Linked DNA regions of Mus musculus: region 2 is linked to region 1. Evidence: chromatin loops called from intact Hi-C (ENCODE). Cell type or tissue: heart. All regions are shown on one strand.

What was found. Peaks named below come from ENCODE experiments on the same cell type or tissue, not always from the same donor. Only the 100,000 strongest peaks of a DNase experiment are listed, where the experiment ranks them.
Region 2: it touches region 1 in a loop (2.5-fold over the local background); 4 of 42 quality-filtered maps call a loop at or near these places.

Annotation. Positions count from the first base shown.
Region 1 is chr1:74,076,276-74,078,775 of GRCm38, forward strand. All of the region lies in intron 2 of Tns1 (tensin 1), which reads right to left. Among named protein-coding and RNA genes, the nearest start is that of Gm31637, 18 kb to the right of the region's middle. In heart, a CTCF peak has its summit at 1,279; a DNase peak (open chromatin) is centred at 1,276; H3K27ac peaks cover 690 bases; H3K27me3 peaks cover 454 bases.
Region 2 is chr1:73,921,913-73,924,412 of GRCm38, forward strand. All of the region lies in intron 24 of Tns1 (tensin 1), which reads right to left. Among named protein-coding and RNA genes, the nearest start is that of 6030407O03Rik, 59 kb to the left of the region's middle. In heart, no CTCF peak of the experiment used is centred here; a DNase peak (open chromatin) is centred at 1,499; H3K27ac peaks cover 1,312 bases.

The DNA.
Region 1 (2,500 bases):
TGAGAGAACCCAGAAAACACAGGTTACGCTCTAATGACAAAGAATAAAAGTTCACCATGTGTGGGGAGTAGAGCAAGCCCAGGGTGAGTGTGTGCTGTTGACACAGCTACAGTCATGTCAAGGGCACCAAAGCCTCAGACTCATACGTAACTGGCAAAGCCCCTCCCTCCCCACTGGGGTGGGGCTCAGAGGGACTGCAAAGCTTCCCTCTGGTCTGCGTGTGAATGTTGACAGCATGCAGAAAATATCCACTGTAGCTTTCTCTCCCAACCACCAAGATGTTTACAGCCTGAAGATTGCCCCCCTACAGAGACAGCTCCTACAGAGACTAGCTAAACTTGCCTCCTCATTCAGAGGTATACACTAACCCCACTCACTGTTCAGCTGTCTAATAAACACACTAAACTACTGAGCTATGGCAGTTTCTCTATCAGAGAGCCTAGTTCACTGGGTCCCAACTTCTCTGTCTCTCTGAATATATGTTCCTCTCTTTTCTTCATTCCCTTGCATCCCAGAAGCCATACAAGGACTTGGTAACCATGGCCCCTCCGCTAGGAAACAGGTTGTACATCCATATCTGGTGGTCCTGGCTGTGTGAATCAATGGATAGATGGATGGATGGATGGATGGATGGATGGATGGATGGATGGATGGATGGATGGATGGGTGGATGGGTGGATGGGTGGATGGATGATGGATAGGTAGACTGGGTGGATGGATGGATGGACTGACCAACAGGATAAAGTGGATGAGTCTATAAGTAAAATGAATAGTGGATGGATGGGTGAGGGAAAAATATGGAGTAGATGAATGAACATAGGATGGATGGATGGATGGATGGATGGATGGATGGATGGATGGATGGATGGATGGATGGATGGATACCAGAGTCATCCTCCCACCTCCTTGCTGGGCTGCTCACTAGGTCTTCTGAAGCCAGGTCCTGACACCCAGTGGAGTGTCTGGCCTGGAGTCCAGGCTTTCCTCAGCCTCGAGGTTCAGGGTGAAACTGGGGGTACCCATGCACATGGGAGTCAGATGCACTGTCAGCCAACCCTAGGATTCCCTTTCTCACTGTTCCTGCTTCTGCCTCTCAGGAGAGGGGAAGATTCCAGGAGGAAGAGAGTGAAGAGCAAGAGGAGACAGAAATGAATTTATATGACCTGAAGGTACAGGACAGGATGGAGGCTGTTATATAATCAAAATACGGAAGTTTAAACTCTCTCCCCCAGATCCCTTGTGGAGCCCCTGCTGGATCTCTTGGGAGAAAGGCGACTCCCTGTGGCTGATTTGGGTATTGCAAGCATTTTGTTGGCTAGATCAAGGCTAGGTGAGTATGGACAGCAATGCCTTTGGCCATTCAGGCATTTCCTGGAGACAGACAGACAGACAGACAGACAGACAGACACACACACACACACACACACACACACACACCATAGCTCTCTAGTCAAACAGTCCTACCTCCATACCCAACTGCTTTCCCTTGACCCCTCCAGAGTTCAGATCCCAAAAGCCTCACTCTGGCCCTAAAGACGAATGAAAGACACAATAACCACCAACCTGTTTTCTCATCTATAAAGCAGGTATAAGACCAGCATCTTGCATAAGCTATAAATACTTGGTGCTTAGTCCTCAGTAAGTGTCTTAGCAATTGTTCTGGGCTCTAATACCCACTGCCTGGCTCCTCTGAGCTTTGACATGTTGGGGGAAGTACAGACTGATAGGTTGAGCCGGAAAGAGCTCAGTCCCCTAGCATGGGGTAGGATGGACAGGACAAGGGCTGAGGCTCGCAGGCCTGTAGCTAGTGCTGTGTCTCAAAGGTAGTGAGGACTCCAAAGGCTTTAGCCAGGGTGTTGGTATAACTAGATACACACTCTTCAGACCTAGAGAAGCTACTGGAGAGAGGGTTAGAGAGGCAGCTGCCTGGGTAGGAGCCATAGTGGGAAGTTCAGAGACTCAGCCACACAGAGACCCTGGTGGTAGACAGGATGTAGGGCTGAGAGAACCTCATCTGTGCAAGTAACCAGGTTTGCAGGGAAACGGTGTTAGTCACAGGTACTGGCTGCCCTTCAGGATCTGTGACAAGACAGTTCTCTCTGGGACACAGAGACCCTTCTAAAAGCACATGACATCAGTGAGTGGGAAAGCCCAGTTAGCCCACTGGGATTTTGGGCTGTTTAAAGTCAACTCAAACCACTGGAAGTAGAGGACAGTGGCTCTACTTCTTTGCGCTGGGGGCCAGGGGGTGCAGGGGACAAGCACACGCTAGTCATGTTTCTTCCATGCACCAACCATGCACTTTGCATACTCTGACTGCACATTTCCCATGCACTAGCCACAAGCCTTCCACACAGCAAGCATGCCCCTTCTGGCACCTTCCACATTGCCAATATGTACCTTGGTTGGTTGGCTGGTTGCTTTTTCAAGACAGGATTTCTCTGGCTGATTTGGAACTCACTCTCTAGACCAGGCTATCCTTGAACTCAGGGAACTCGAG
Region 2 (2,500 bases), 150 kb before region 1:
ACACCCCAACACCCAGAACCTACAAATGTGGTCTCATTGAAAAGATGGCCCTTGCTAATACAATACAATTTAGACAAAGGCACACCAGACTGGGATGAGCCCTAATCCAATATGACTAGTTTCTTTCAACGTGGAAAAAAAGACAACAGACACACGGGGACTGTACCAGGTGAAAACAGGAACATCTGTAAGTCAAGAGACACAGGACCTCCACCATCAGGAGAAGTATGGAGAAGGTCTGAAAACGGTACTCCATCAGAGTCCCTGCCAACATCTGGGTTTTGATCTCTGGTCTTCACTATGACAGAATTTACTTCTGTTATCCTAAGCCAACAAGTGTGTGTCAGCCCCAGAAAATAAACCAGGAAGCTGGATCCTCAAACATCACAGAGCACGGCGGGAGGTACCTAGCAGCCCTCTCCCACCGTCTGCCTCCTGTCACACAATCATTGCCTGGCCGTTCTGTGGTTAAAGGACCTGGCTGGTGAAAACCCCTTCCTCACCTCATTCCCTGCACCTAGAAGATTCTGAGGACATCTTCCCCACTTCGTTCCCATAGGTTGACACCTCTCTAGTCTCTCAGCCTACCATCCATGAGCAAGGGCAAGAAGACCCATGCCTCTCTCTGTGGCCCATCCCCTCTTGATCCCACACAGAAAGTGGCATTCTTCCTAAGTAGGGTCACAAGTTCTTCCTGTCCCCCAACATCTAGACCAGGGAATGGCCAGTACTCTAGTGGTCATCTACAGAGCTTCACACACAGCCAGATGATATACCCATCCAGGTACTTCATAGGTAATAGCCTCTTTCTCAGAATATGACATTGTAGAGGGGTTTGGACAATGTAGTTGCGGTTGAGTCCAATTACAGCATTTTCCTGGAACGAGTCATGTCATGCTCCTCTGTCCTCCTCTCAGTGCTGGGACTATAGGTGACTGTTATCATGCCTAGCTCCTTTTCTTTCTGCTCTGAGCATCCAAGGTCAACCTTGGTTCTTCATAAAATACCTAACAGATCATTGTGAACTGCAACCACTGAACCACTCAGCGGACTGTTAGAACTTGGTCTTGCTTTCCACTAACACTTTTACCCTTTGGCACAAAGCAGAAAGAAAGCAAAGGGGCCAGGGCAGGAAGAAGGAGGAGAGGGGGAAATCTACTTTCATAGTTGTATAATTCTCTGTGAGAGAGAAGCAGGGGACGTGGCGTCAAGGTTGCTAAAGTTAGGAGGGAAGGAGCCATCAGCCTGCAACTAAGAACCCTGCTTCTCACGAGCACCTGGGCTCCATCTCCAGTGGCCTTCAGAGACTGGTCTCCTTTCCCAGGCTGTGAGGCTAGAGAATGCATCTGCTGCAGGCGACTGACCCTTTGACGCTCAGCCGTGGTTGATCTAGGGAGCTGTCAGAGGCGACTGCAATCCTGTGTGTCTTCCTGTGTTGACTCCAAAGGCTATTTTAAGTAGGCAAGATGGTGGGAAACAGGAAGTGTCCTAACTCCTAGAAACTTCACATCCTTCAAGGATTGGGGCTGGGAACCAGATGTCCCTAGTAGGCGGCAGGAAGCAGGAGAGTGCAGGGTCACTCTAAGTGTCCCAGCTTGGAAGGACCTGGGAAAGACACAGGACAGAGAGCCCGGGCGCCTTAGGTCCACCCGGGGCTGTTTACAATTTTCTGCATCTGCCTTGGACACAAGAAGCTCCGGGGCCTCTGCATGGGTCTGGTTGAGAAAATGTGATCATATGAAACTTGAACTTCTTGTTTGGAGGATGAACTGTCTTCATAGAAGGAAAGACACCAAGAGTGGACTTGGGTGAAGAACTTATCCTGTGGGAAGCAGATCTCTTCAGAACAGGCTGTGCTGAAAACATCTCACGCCTCACCTTTACTCTGTCTCACCTGCCCACCTGGACCACTGTTCACTGATGTGTGGGGCTGACAAATACCATAGTGGTCAGCGGAGTCTCACAGTTTTGCTTAAGTTTTACTATCTCTCAAACTGTAAATATATACTGAAGATGTTTCTATCCTGCGTGTGTGTGTGTGTGTGTGTGTGTGTGTGTGTGTGCGTGTGTGCATGCATAATGCCACAACCTGCATGTGGAGGTCAGAGGACAACCTTGGCCCTTGCCTGCGACCTTGTTTGAGGCAGGGGCTCTTGTTCACTGTTACATATGCCAGGTTAGCTGGCCTGTAAGCTTTTAGAGACTCTTCTGTCCCACCTCCTATCCCAACACAGAAGTATCTGATTATAAACACACACTCCTGTGTTCTGTTTTTACATGGGTCCTTTGTTTGCACAGCAAGTGTTTTACCCCCTGAGCCATCTTCTCTGCCCCAAGAACACTCTTCCGGGAACAGTATGGGCCTGGATCGGAAGTCAGCTCAACTACCAGGTAAATGTACAATGACTGCAACTGTTGCAATCAAGCAACAGGAACTCTGTGAGCCTTAGAGTGTTCCTGTGTAAAGCAAGGATAACAATTCCTAATTACTCAGTGGGCG